Linked DNA regions of Homo sapiens: region 2 is linked to region 1. Evidence: chromatin contacts called from ENCODE Hi-C or POLR2A ChIA-PET data. All regions are on one chromosome and are shown on one strand. Each heading gives the region's core, a stretch centred on a gene start or an enhancer-like site at or near the end of the contact. The rest is flanking DNA. Distances are from core to core; before and after follow the strand shown.

Region 1 (6,982 bases), core at 3,066-5,565:
ATCCAAGGGAAGGATAAGGGTGAGAGAAGGCCTTCATACTTCAGTCCTTGCTTTTCTCTCACCCAGGGCTATGGTGACCACAGAGAAAGACATGCAAAGACTCTAGACAGCTGTGAGGGCCTGACCGATGGGTCAAAAGGAGGTTTCTTGTTTTTGTTTTTGAGACGGACTCTTGCTCTGTTGCCAGGCTGGAGTGCAGTGACATGATCTCGGCTCCCCGCAACCTCTGCTTCCCTGGTTCAAGTGATTCTCTTGCCTCAGCCTCCCGAGTAGCTGGGACTATAGGCGTGTGCCACCATGCCCAGCGAATTTTTGTATTTTTAGTAGAGACGGGGTTTCACCATGTTGGCCAGGATGGTCTTGATCTTTTGACCTTGTGATCCGCCCGCCTCAGCCTACCAAAGAGTTGGGATTACAGGCATGAGCCACCGCGCCCGGCCCCCAAAAGCAGTTTTCTAGAGACTCTCCAGACAGAAAGCACGAACGAGAAGGACCATGAATTCTAAGCTCCCTAAAATAGTGAATGACTTCTACTCAAGGCATGTAAAGTATGCTACCATATTGCTTTTCTTTGCCTCTGGTTCAGGTTACTTGAACCGGGTAGATAAGAATGGGAGAAGGAGAAGGTTGGGAGTAAGGCATGGAGGAGGCTCCAACATGGTAGCAGGAACATGGACATACCTTGTAAATCTTGATTCATAATAACAGTTCCAAGGTTAAGAAAGTTAAGGATCTCCTAAGGATAACAAGAAATCTGGCTAGCAAGCAAAAGATGTGTGATATGACATAACATTAAAACCAAGTATATGTCAGTGGACAGAAATGTTAAGCCAGGAAGCAATATCTGTATTGGTCCTCACAAACAAATGTTTATGAAAGAAGAGGACCACATAAATGGGCAATTCCTTCTTCATTTTGACTTTTCACCTTGAAGACTAACTTTACATTGATTGTAACATTCTCTCAAGTCAGCACTTCAACTTCCCAGAATATTGGCATCAGAAACATAAATATTGACAAATACCACTTATTGAAATGTGTGGCCAGGCGTGGTGGCTCACGCCTGTAATCCCAGCACTTTGGGAGGCAGAGGCTGGTGGATCACATGAGGTTGGGAGTTCGAGACCAGCCTGACCAACGTGGTGAAACCCCATCTCTACTAAAAATACAAAAGTTAGCCGGGCATGGTGATGTGTGCTTGTAATCCCAGCTATTCGGGAGGCTGAGGCAGGAGAATCACTTGAACCTGGGGGGCGGAGGTTGCAGTAAGCAGAGATTGCGCCATTGCACTCCAGCCTGGGCAACAGAGCGAGACTCTGTCAAAAAAAAAAAAAAAAAAAAAAGGAAAGAAAGAAATGTATGGAAGAGAATTAAAAAAACAAGCAGCCAGATATAATGGAAAAACAGAGATCTGGGCTCAGAGCTACAGCATTCAAGTGCTGACTTCTCCACGCACAAGTTATGTGACCAAGGGCAATTTCCTGAACCTCCGTGAACTTCCATTTTCTCAACTGTAAAACAGAAATCATGTTACCACCCTAGCCATTACATGGGAACATGTGTGCAACCAGTTGTATAAAGGTGTGGTAGGCAGAATAATGGCTCCCCAAACATGTCCACCTCCGAATCCCCAGAACCTGTGAATGTTTACCTTACATGGCGAAAAGCACTTGGCAGATGTGATGAATACAGAACCTTATTCAGGTGGGTCCGATGTAATCACAGCATCTTTATTATGGAAAGAGAGAGGCAGAGAAGAAGACATGACTATGGAAGCAGACAGACAGAGATTTGAAGATGCTTTGCCATTAGCTTTGAAGTTAGAGGAAGGGACCATGAGCCAAGGAAAGCGTGGCCTCCAGGAGCTGGGAAAGACAAGGAAATGGATTCTCCCCTAGAGCCTCCAGAAGCAGCACAGCACTGCAGACACCTTGATTTCAGCCCAGCGAGACCAATGCAGATTTCTCATCTCCAAAAATGCAAGAAAATACATTTGTGTTGTCAAATTTGTGGATATTTGCTACAGCAACAACAGGAAATGAATGTAAAACCTTCTAAGAGAAATGGCTGTTCTTCTAAAAAATCAACTCTTTTTTTGTTTGTTTTTTTGAGACGGAATCTCGCTCTGTCGCCAGGCTGGAGTGCAGTGGTGCGGTCTTGGCTCACCGCAACCTCTGTCTCCCAGGTTCGAGCAATTCTCCTGCCTCGGCCTCCCGAATAGCTGGGACTACAGGCATACACCACCACGCCTGGCTAATTTTGTATTTTTAGTAGAGACGGGGTTTGTACATGTTGGTCAGGCTGGTCTCAAACTCCCGACCTCAGGTGATCCGCCTGCCTCAGCCTCCCAAAGTGATGGGATTACAGGCGTGAGCCACCGCGCCCAGCCCCAGCTAATTTTTTGTATTTTCAGTACAGATGGGGTTTCACCATGTTGGCCAGGACGGTCTCGATCTCCTGACCTCGTGGTCCGCCCACCTTGGCCTCCCAAAGTGCTGAGATTACAGGCACGAGCCACCATGCCCGGCCTGGATCAACTCTTAAAGGAGAGTAGCTGGGGTTCCCTGGCTCTGCTGAAAATTATGAAGCAGGATATCTTAGTCAGTTTGAGCTGCTGTAACAAAATACTGCAGACTGGACGGCTTAAACAATAAACATTTATCTCTCATGGCTCTGGAGGTTGAGAAGCCCAAGATCAAGGTGCTGCCAGGTCTGATGTGTGGTGAGGGCCTCTCCCTGATTTGCAAAGGTCCACCATCTTGCTGTGTCTCACATGCTGGAGAGAAAGCGCTGGTGTCTCTTCTTCTTCTGGGGGCACTAATAATTCCATCATAAAGGCACCACACTCACGACCTCTTCTAAACTCACTTATCTCCCAAAAGTCCTCCTTCAAATACCATCACATTAGGGATTAGGCTTCAACACATGAATTTTGGGGGAGGAGGGGGATAAAACACATTCAGTCCGTAGCACATGGCATCCTCTCTTGGGAAACCATTGAAAACTGTGCCCCAAGAGAGGATGCCATGTGCTATGGACTGAATGTGCCACACTTAAATAGGATAAGCAATCAAGTCAGTCAGTCTGTCTATCCATTCATATGTATTCTAGTTATTAAGTTGTAAGGAAAATGGCAAAACAAATATAATTTCTCCCCTCAGTGAAGGGATGACCCATTAGGGAAGAGAAGAAAAGAGGAGGCCACAGAGCTCTCATTTCTTTCACATCCCGAAGTGGCTGTCTAGCGAATGTGTCCCACACACAGGCTCTTGACCTGAAACCTATGGGGATGGACATCAGCGGATCCATCAGCCTCCTGAAATAAGATGCCACATTCTAAGGGAGATTCATAGAGTTAGATGTCAAAAGTGTTTGGGCTTAGAACCCAAAAGTTCAGAACCATTTATATAACAAGAGAAAGATTATAGATAGAAGATTAAAACATATAATAGATATGTCAATAACAATCCAAATATTTGTGATTTACTTTTAGTATGGAGAAGATGGGACTCTGAAGGAAGAAGAAAACTGAATCAGGCCCTCCAGGGCTCTATATCTCATGATCAGGGTTGTTTGATATTTGCTATGGCATACAAAAGGGCCATTCAGAACAAGTTCTGTTAAGCATATTTTTCCTCTCTCCTGAGTCCACATATGTAAGCTATTCTCTACCTCACACAACGCTCTCTCAATCCCACCTACACCTGCAGCAACTGCCCCAGTTCCAATGAAGCATCTCCAATGGCCATCTTCACTTCCTCTCCCAGTTCCTCTTGAACCTGCTCCAATCTCTAAAACCATCCTTTCCACGGTTGCCAATGATCTCCACATGACAGCATCCTAACATCGATTCCTGAGCACTCAGCAGCCATGTGAGAAAGGTGACCCTCCTCCTCCACCTTTGCTGCACCTGCTGTCTGTGGCCCCCTTACAGTATAAGCCCCTTGAAGGCAGAGTCTGTTTATTTTACTGCTGTAGCCCTAGAGCCTGGCATATGATGGGCTCTTGAAAATATCTGTTGGATGAATGAACATCACACTTCACGGAAATGTGTGAAAAAGGCCCAGCTGTACAACCGGAAAGAGATAACAAATTAAGGGCAGTCAGCCTGCTGTCTGAGTCCATTCCCAGCAGAGGCTACCTTCTACCAGTCAAGGTTCCAGTAACTGCCATACCACAGCGAGGGTTAAGTAGGACAGTGAAGCGTGTGTGAGACAGAATGTCGGTTAGGAACCCACTGCGGTCATGCTGCTTCCTGCCCAACCCGCAGTTCCGATAAGGGGTGCAGAGAACGATCATGTGTGCATGTGCACAGACTGCAGGCGCCCCTGCCACCATGCTGTGGTGTGCAGTGGGCATGAAGGGAGCTACTTCGGCTGCCACCTGGGCAGGCCTTGACAGTACTGCTGGCAGGAAAAAGGTCAGCCCTTTCCCCCTATGCTAAATCAAGTCACAGACAGCTAGGACAGCCTCCAGGTTCTCATTCCTCCCACCAACAATGAAGAGTAGGAGGAGCCTCTCCATTTACTCCCTCCCACCCACCCCCACCTGGAAGTGCCCAGAGATAGGGGGGAAAAGCAGACAGCATGGTGACCTGGGCTTATGACCCCAGGCAGGGGTTGGCAAAGTACTCAACAGCCATTTCCTGGACAGTGCGAACTTTTGGGTGCTTCTGCACTCTGATACAAACATTTCCTTAATACATTTATTCAATATTTTATTATTATTACTTTTTATAGAGACAGGGCCTTGTTATGTTGCCCAGGCTGGCCTCCAAGTCCTGGCTTCAAGTGATCCTCCTGCCCAGGCCTCCTAAAGAGCTGGGATTATAGGCATGAGCCACTGCACTGGGCCTAAAAAAACCTTTATTATGGAAATTTTCAGACAAACAAAAAAATTGAATAGAGTGAGCTCCCAGGTACTCATCACCCAGCTTCAACAATGATCAAATCAGGGTCAGTCCTATCTGATTTTCCCCTGAGGTGTCCATGTCTTGGTTTGCTGCAACAACCCCAGTTCAAGCGTGTCGTCTTGGTGTAATTAATAGCTCCCTCTTTCAGTTTCAAACTTGCCTGGGATTGAATGATAAATTATATGGTCATCTGATCTTTATCCCAACTCACTCTCCCTGCACCAGATTATTTTGAAGAAAATTCCAGACACGAAATAAATCCACCCATAAATATTCACAATGTGATAGTAAAGGCTTAAATACAACTCCACACCCTTTAGACACCAACTTATGCAGCACTGTGCCCTCTCCTCTCAAGGGGCTGTTGGAAGGGTCACCCAGTAGGCTCTGTGCTACATGCTGGCATATGGAGCCTCACCGGGTGGCATGACCCCAGCTTAGGGATGGGGCTGACACACATGCAGAGAAGCCACTTATGCCGGCCTGACTCTACTGCATCGCCTCCTTCCATGGCACCACACTGCCTCCATACAGGAGGTCTAGCAACGGTCACGGACAGCAGGAGAGCAGAACAGACTAGCAGTCTGTGGCTCGTTTTACACATGCACGCGGAAGGAGCAGCACGAGTTTCAATCATTCCAAGTGAAAAAATGCAAACCTCAAACTGACCCACAGAGAATAAAATCCCAATCTTTATCTCTGCTCTCCGGGTGGTAGCACTGCAAGATTCTAGAGCCAGGCTGAAAGTTAGGGTATTTTAAGCAACCTACCTTCCTGACATTTACGAGAAAATAGCAAGAGAAAAGGGACATAATCATGTTTTCTGAGTCCTCAGAAGTGAACCGGAAAGTTCCCTAGTCTATGATCCGGCAACCCTATTTCTGGGTATATTTCCTAGCGAAATCCTCACACAGGTCAATCAGAATACAGCACGAGGATGTTGGCCACAGAACCATGTCGGGTAGCAGATGATCCCCAGGGGAACGGGCAAGGTCCCCGCAGAGCATGTACATGATGAATACTATGCAGCAGCCACAAGCAATGGATTAAATGTGCACGTCGGACAGATCCAAAAACAGTGCTGAGAGAAAAAAAGAAACAAAAGAATCCGTAGCACCAGGCCATTTGTGCCATTTTACCTAAGTTAAAAACACATGCACACAACTAAAACCTTAGATTAACAAAACCCATGTATGCACAGAAATGAAAAATTAAACCAATACACCAAACATATTGACATGGTTGGCTACGGCGGGGTGGGGAATGGACAACAGGAATTAAAAAACAGATCAATGTATGAATGAATAAAACCAAGACAGCAGCCTGGCCAAGACCAGTGAGACCAGCAATAGTGTGTCAAACATGTAATAGCATTAACTCAACACCATGCACTGGAGGGAGGTCTAAAAAGAAAGGAAAAACAACAGCTATTAATAAAAACTAGCAAGCAATCAACAATTGTGAAAAAAAAAATCTTGCCTCAATTTTATATTTATGTATATAAATCTATGTATATAGATACGTATACATATCTATGTGTGTATATATATATACATATATATAGACAGAGAGACAGAGAGAGAGAGAGAGAGAGAGAGAGAGAGAGAGATGGGGTCTCACTATGTTACCCAGGTTGGTCTCCAACTCTTGGGCTCAAGCATTCCTCCCACCTTGGCCTCCCAAAGTATGGGATTACAGGCGTGAGCTACTGTACCTGCCTGGCCCCTCAATTTTTTAAATGCTTTCTTTCACTAACTAGATAACCGGTTGAGTGTGATGAACAGTAGCACTGGGGCCCATCACTACACCAACACAGTATCTGCATCTCAGAGGGGAAGCTGGAGGGGCTCAAATGGAGGCCTTCATTGTAATGCCTCCCTCACAGTGAGGGCCTGGGATTGCTGGTCACAGGGCCACCTGCTTCCAATTGGGTGAGCCATGTCACAGCTCTGTTTACATTTCTTACTTGCAAAAGGAGGGGTTCAATGGGACAATCTACACCTAAAATTGCTTCCTGCTCTAACACTTGACACTTGCACAAGTGTGTATGTGTTTGTGTATACTACAACA
Region 2 (6,982 bases), core at 1,284-3,783, 310 kb before region 1:
GAATGTGTAGGAAAAACTCATGCTTTGCATTGGCTTCTGCTTTAAACTGAGATCTTTTAGTCCTAGCTGCTTGTGAGATGATGTGCCTGTAGGAAGTGGAAACAAAAGGAGAAGAGTTTTCCCCCACAGTCAAATAGAGCATGACATGACTTGTTTGGCCAGAGGTGAGAATTAGGAAGATCCAAGGAATATCATGTACAAAAATGCTCTTGATCTTGGTCTCTTGTATAGCGTTACTTGCTTCAAAGCAAAACTTGGAGGAAAAGTTTCCTTTAGAACAGTAACCACAAGCATCACGTCTGCTTTTCAGCCATGTTTCTGTGTTGTGCTGTGGGGTTAACTAAATCCAAATTTTTGATACCATTTCAAAAGGGCACGCTGATTTAGCCTGTGTTAGACCAGTCTGACCTCAATTTCTCTGTCTTGAGGTGGTGAAACCAGCTTTCCTATTGGGCTAACTTGGATCAGCTGTGTGTTTCACAGTATCCTGCAAGCCTAAGCCAGGCAGAATTTCAGCTGTGTAAAGGCTTAGATTATGAAGTATCTATCTGTCTTTATAGAATATATTTTTTAAACCCTTTGAAGTAGAACTTCTAACACCATAATGAAAGCAAAGGATCAGTGTTTTCGAGGGATACTAGGGAAGGTCTGTGACAAAGACTTTTATTTTCCTTATATTTTATCAATCACTCAGGAAATTAGTTGGCAGTGGAAAATGGAACACAACTCTATCCCAATATAGTATGTCATCTAATTATGGTACTCTATCTCAGAATACCCCTTCTCAGTAAGACTGGTATGCCTCTGAGCTTTTTTTTTTTTTTTCTTTTTTGAGACAGGGGTTTCACTCCTGTTGCCCAGGCTGGAGTGCAGTGGCAAGATCTCAGCTCACTACAACCTCTGCATTCTGGCTCAAGTGATCTTCCCACCTCAGCCTCCTGTGTAGCTGGGACTACAGGCATGCACCACCATGCCTGGCTAATTGTCTCTGAGCTTTCGACTGCTACCTTTCTTATATTTGCTTAGGGTTTTCCCAAGATTCATAGGCCTCTTGTCTTTATGCATCTAATAGTATCATCTACTGCTACAACTTTAACCATCTTTTCAACACTGATGATTCTCCCTCTGCTCTGTCCTTTCAGTACTGCTTTTCTCCTGAACTCCAGACCCATATCTCTTGCTGCTTGCAAGCAGTTTATTCTGAATCCCCTTGACTCCACAACTGGTCCAGTATTTAACTCAGTTTCCCTAAATCCTCCCATATTACAGAAGTGAAGAAACCAACATGTGAAATTCAGTAGCTTGCCAAAGAGAGAGAACCTGGACTAGAAATCTGAGGCTTCTTTCCAGTCTAGTGTTCTCATCTGCTGGGCCAAAACTGCCTGTCGTTGGTAGAGGGAGAATATACCACTATTTTCCTCAATAGTAGTTGAGCCCCAACCTCAGTGTCACCTTTAGTTTTTCCCTTTCTTGTCTTTCCCCCTAGCCCCTAACTGCCCAATCCAATGAGTCCTTTTAACTCTACTCCCAAAATGTCTGTAAGTATTCATTCATATCCCCCTCCCTCATTTTATCTCCACTCTCATTGCCTTTTTTCTGGGTCTTACATTCTTTCTTTTTTAAAAAACTATTTTAATTTTAATTTTTTATTGAGACAGGGTCTCACTTTGTTACCCAGGCTGGTCTCCAACTCCTGCCTTCAGGCATTCCTCCCATGTTGGCCTCTGAAAGTGCTGGGATTACAGGTATGGGCCATTGCTCCTGGCCCTGGGTCTTACATTCTGAAGCATCTGTCACTATGTAATTAGAATATTTTCTAAAATCTTTTGAAAGGCTTGGACTATTGTAATCATTTCCTAAGTTTACATAAAGTCTGTAGTCACTCTTCCTCTCTCCACTCTACGTGCCACTGCTGGGGTAATTTGGCAGAGATTTAGCTTAGATAGTGTCACATGCTCAAAAATTTTATCTTTGTTGTCTATTAGTAAGTTCTAGTTTATTGAACTGCTACTGTCGATTGCTAACTCTCAAAAAAATCCTTCAGTTCACTGTCAGTATTTCCTTTTATGTTTAATATGTTTTTACTCTTTAGCGAGGTTTTATCTGTGGTGTGATCTTATATGACCTGGTTTTAAAAAGTGGGGATGAATTTGCTTTTTCTAGATGCTCTTGCCTGGGCCAATTTTTATGTTAATTCTTTGGTTTGGAGTGCCTGGAACATTCAGATATTATAATTGAAAGTATAATTTTGAAGCCCAAATCTATGTGGGTTGCAGGCCCAGGGTTCGTTCCGGTTCTTAAAAGAGACCTTTCTTCCTACCCGCTACAGCCCAAAAGCTTAGATACACTTTCTTCTCTGTTCCTTGGGCTGTTATGTGATTTTTTTTTTTTCCTAACTCTTTCCTTTCATTGAGGATGCATTGACTTTCCACTTTTAGCCTTAGTTCTAGTTCTCTACTGCCTGTAAGCTCAAGACCATTTTTATTATCACGTGGCAAATAAAACCCCGACTGGAAGTTATTGAAACTGTCTTCCCCCACCCCACCCTGCCGGCTGTAACCACTATTTCAGCTCATGTGCTCTACTGTGGTTTTCAGTTCCTTCTTTGATCCAAATACCCGGAGGTTGCCCATTCTTTCTTATGAGTTTAGCTATACACTTAAAATAATTTTTGGTATATTTTATGTAGCATTTCTAGGTCTTTATCTGGAAAATGTTTAGGTTATCTTAAGTATCCATCTTGCCTAAAATGGAAGTTCATCGGCTTTAAGTGCAGATACCCTATGTAGCTTTTCTTTCTTTTTTTTTTTTCAGATGGAGTTTTGCTGTGTTGCCCAGGCTGGAGTGCAGTGGCACAATCTCAGCTCAGTGCAACCTCCACCTCCTGAGTTCAAGCGATTTTCCTGCCTCAGCTTCCTAAGTAGCTGGGACTACAAATGAGTACCTGCACGCCTGTCTAATTTTTGTATTTTTAGTAGAGACAGGGTTCCACCATGTTGCCCAGGCTGGTCTCAAACTCCTGGGCTCAAGTGATATGCCCATCTCGGCCTCCCAAAGTGCTTAGATTACAGGCATGAGCCACTACGCCCAGCAATCCCTTTACCTTTAAAAAAATAAATAAATAAACCTTTAATTTTAAGAGGTTGTATACTCATGTGTAGTCATATAAACTAGTGCAGAGATTCCTTGTTCCTTTGACCCAGTTTCCCCCTATGGTACCATCTTATAATATTACAACTGGGATATTTACATTGACAGATATAGTCAAGATACAGAACATTTTCATATCTGCTAAGATTCCTCATGTTCTCTATAGCTACATACACTTTCCTCCTGCCCTCACCCCCTCCTTAACCTCTGGTAATCACTAATCTAGAGATTTCCTTTTTGGGAGTTTTTAAATGACAAATTGTTTCCTTAATAGTTACAGGGCTCTTTCATATTGAGTGTCTTGTGGTTTGTCTTTTTTGAGGAATTAGTCTATGTTGCCAAATTTATTTGGGTAGAATTCTGCATAATATTCTCTTATCCTTTTGATACTTGTAGTGATATCCCATTTCATTACCTCCGATATTGGTAATTTGTGCCTTCTCTCTCTCTCTCTTTTTTTTTTGGTCAGTCTTGCTAGACGTTTGTCGATTTTATTGATCTGTTCAAAGAACCAGCTCTGTTTCATTGATCTTTCCCTTTATGTTTTCAATTTCATTTACTTCTATAATTATTTCCTTGCTTCTGCTTGGTTTGCCTATATATTGCTCTTTTTTTTTACTAGATTCTTGAAGTTGGAGCTTAGATTATTGATTTGAGACTTTTCCTCTTTACACTGTATGTATTTCTTACTACACATTTCCCTCACACTGCTTTAGCTATATTCAACAATTTTTGATACATGTATGATTTTATTCCGTTCATTATTTTTTTAATTCCCTTGAGACTTTCTTTTTGACCCATGCATTATTTAGAAGTGTATTGTTCCATTTCCAAGTTTTCAGAGAGTTTTCTGTTGTCTTTCTGTTGTTGCTTTCTAGTTTGATCATGTTGCTGGTGAACACATTCTTTGTGATTTCAACTCTTTTAAATTTGTTGATATTAATTTTATGGGCCAGGATGTGGTCTGTCTTGTATATTCTGTGGACACTTGGAAAGACCAGTATCTTTGTTTTTACCCCAATATCTTTTAAATAAATTCCTTTTTTGTCGGCCAGTCAGTGTCTGTGTCTTGCACTAAACTCTAACTACTACCCCTTTGCAACTGCATTTGTTTAATAGCCTTTATTGTAGCACTAACTATCCCATACTCCCTCATCGTCAGTTTTACACCTTAGTCTCCATCACTACGCTGTGAGCTTGAAGGCGTAGATTTTGTCTTTTTTGTATGTGTCCAGCCTGGTACGTGGCAAATAATTTATAGTATTTGATTAAGGAGTAAATGAATAGCTTTTATTAATGATCACCATTTTTTAAAACTTTGATCTGTGGAAATTTAGTTCTTATCCTTTTAGTTTTGCATATTTTGTCAGTTTTCATCTTAAAAGCAGGGTGGTTTTGGTTTCATAGCTTGTGTTCAGCAAGTAGCTGACCCCAAAAACAGACTGTAAATGTCTGTTATATGATTGGAATGACATTTTATTTCAGCTTAATCATGCCATAGTTCAAGCAGAGACGTGAGATGCTCCTTACTCATTCCACAAGACCTATTTTGCAATTCCTGCTATTTCCTTTATTTCAGGTTGACTTGTCCTCTAGTTGTAGAAGTGTTGTTTCCATAGCAATGCAGCTTACAACGCACATCCCTGTCAGAGTGCACAGAAACCCTGCTGTGTTGCCTGGAAGCCTTGTTTTCCAGTCAGAAAGGAAGCACATGGTATTCCCTCAGCCTTTCCTGCACTTAACTTTGGCTTGCCTTGTGGATAACAAGAAACTCTTGGTTGTTTTCTACCATAGATGCTGGGTTAAAATGTATCTAAGGGATTTTGATGTATAATGTGCCCTGTTACTACAGTGTTCAGGCTGTGGCTGGTGACTGCTAGCGAAGTTGCTGCGTGAAATAGATGTAGGGGACGTTACAGGAATGTGAGCTAAACAGTCTGCCACTCAGCATGAAATTCTATTTATTGCTAAAGCAGTTTGGGGCAACTGCATGTTTGTTGCTTTGGATGATTTTCTTTTGGTTTTTACTGCCTATGAGAACACAATAGAACTGAGTGAACCTCGAGAAGTGGAGAAGCAAACTGTTGGCCTTTCTGAGTGGTTTCCCTGACCTTCAACTAGGAGCATATTTAGTGACTTCATGTTTTTCTTCCTTTGGAACTAAATTGACTAGATTGTACTTGAACACAAGGAGTCTTTTTCATATCTTCTCTCACATTTAGTTTCTTCTTTGCCACCTTTTTCTTTTCTTTATTTCTTTTGTTACTTCAGCTGGAAAGCTTGTTATATGGACATTCATTGGAAATATTCAAGAAAGAGTTGAGTTATAAATAGAGCAGGATTTCAGAGAGACAAGGATATCATCTTAATTGTGATTGGTCAATAAATTGAAGAGATTTGTGTGGACTCACACCAATATAGTGGTAGAAGAATGATGGAGAGCATTTTAATGATAATTATACTCCACACTTCAATATTTTCTCAGTCTTCATGTATTCATCTATTCATCATGTATCAAACAGCATTCATTAAGTACTGCTTTTTGGTTCCCATAGCATTTGACTTTTATGGCAGGAGGTAGGTTCATTATCACAGGGGCCTTAAGTGTTCAATTTAATGAGTTTTCACAATTGAATACATCCATATAACTGATACAGGGCACAGCCAAGCCCCCAGTTGGGGCTTAGCCCTGGAGGGTCTTGGCTTTGCTCAGGAAGTAATTCAAGAGCTAGCTGGTGGTAGAAGAAAACAGCTTTATTGAAGCGGCAGTGTTAACAGCTCCTTGACTGCTCCTGCAGAGCAGGGTTACCGCATAGGCATTGTGCTGAGAGTAGCAGCTCAGGGCAGTTCTGCAGTCATATTTATATCTACTTTTAATTACATGCAGATTAAGGGGCAGTTTATGCAGAAATTTCTAGGAAAAGGGTAATAACTTCTGGATCGTCAGGTCATTGCTCTGGGAAGGGGCGGTAACTCTCAGGTGTTGTCATACCAATGGTAAACTGACATAGCACACTGGTGGGTGTGTCTTACAGAAAGCCGCTTCTGCCCCATACCTGTTTTAGCTAGTCATCAATTTGGTTTGGTATCCAAGCCCTGCCTCTGGAATCCTGTCCTGCCTACTACTTCATAGCCACTATCCAAGATAAGGTATAGTATGATTCCGTCACTCCAGAAAGTTCCCTCATGCCCCTTTCCAGTTGCTTTTGCCCTATGCTCTTTGCCCCAGGCAACTACTGATTTTTATCATGATAGATTAGTTTTGCTTTTCCAGAACGTCATGGAAATCAAAGCATACATTTTTTAAATTTTTGTGCCTGGATTCTTTTACCTACAGTGAAAGAACATGTATTTGAGACTTATCATGTTGCTGTGTATATCAGTGGTTCATTGCTTTTTATAAATTGTTCATATATACCACAGTTTATCCATCTATCCTGCTGATAAACGTATGGGTTATTTCCAAATCTTTTTGAAGACATATGTTTTTATTTATCTTGGGTACCTAAATACCTAGGAATGGAATTGCTAGGTCATGGAGTAGATGTGTGCTTAATGTTTTTGTTTTGGTTTTGATTTGGTTTTTCTGAGACAGGGTCTTGCTCTGTCACTCAGGCTGGAATGCAATGGCATAATCACAGCTCACTGCAGCCTTGAACTCTGTGGCTCAAGAGATCTTCCCACCTCAGCCTCTCGAGTAGCTGGGACTACAGGTGCACACCACTATGTCTGGCTAATTTTTAATTTTTTTGTAGAGATGGGGTCTCCCCATGTTGCAGGCTGGTCTCAAACTCCTAGGCTCAAGCAGTCCTCCTGCTGCAGCCTCCCAAAC

The links. Hi-C counts contacts between places; a loop is a spot of excess contacts on that map. ChIA-PET counts read pairs that join two places held with the same protein, here RNA polymerase II (POLR2A). Pooled maps may share reads with other maps.
Region 2: a loop to region 1 is called in a map with no recorded cell type, with 10 times the contacts of the local background. The contact joins two enhancer-like sites. A Hi-C loop is called at or near these places in 2 of 37 single-sample maps with no recorded cell type and 3 of 50 pooled maps. POLR2A ChIA-PET finds 5 or more read pairs at or near these places in 1 of 52 experiments (activated CD4-positive, alpha-beta T cell).

The regions. Positions count from the first base shown.
Region 1 is chr16:75,072,658-75,079,639 of GRCh38, reverse strand. All of the region lies in intron 1 of ZNRF1 (zinc and ring finger 1), which reads right to left. Among named protein-coding and RNA genes, the nearest start is that of LDHD, 41 kb to the left of the region's middle. RefSeq lists a silencer at 337-538 and enhancers at 3,724-3,953, 3,803-4,303, 4,304-4,804. Within about 2 kb of position 4,315, at least 7 of the 41 ENCODE cell types and tissues checked have a DNase peak (open chromatin) inside an H3K27ac peak, as active enhancers do.
Region 2 is chr16:75,375,967-75,382,948 of GRCh38, reverse strand. The region is part of intron 5 of CFDP1 (craniofacial development protein 1); the gene reads left to right. Among named protein-coding and RNA genes, the nearest start is that of CFDP1, 54 kb to the left of the region's middle. RefSeq lists enhancers at 2,323-2,432, 5,845-6,342. Within about 2 kb of position 2,533, at least 5 of the 41 ENCODE cell types and tissues checked have a DNase peak (open chromatin) inside an H3K27ac peak, as active enhancers do.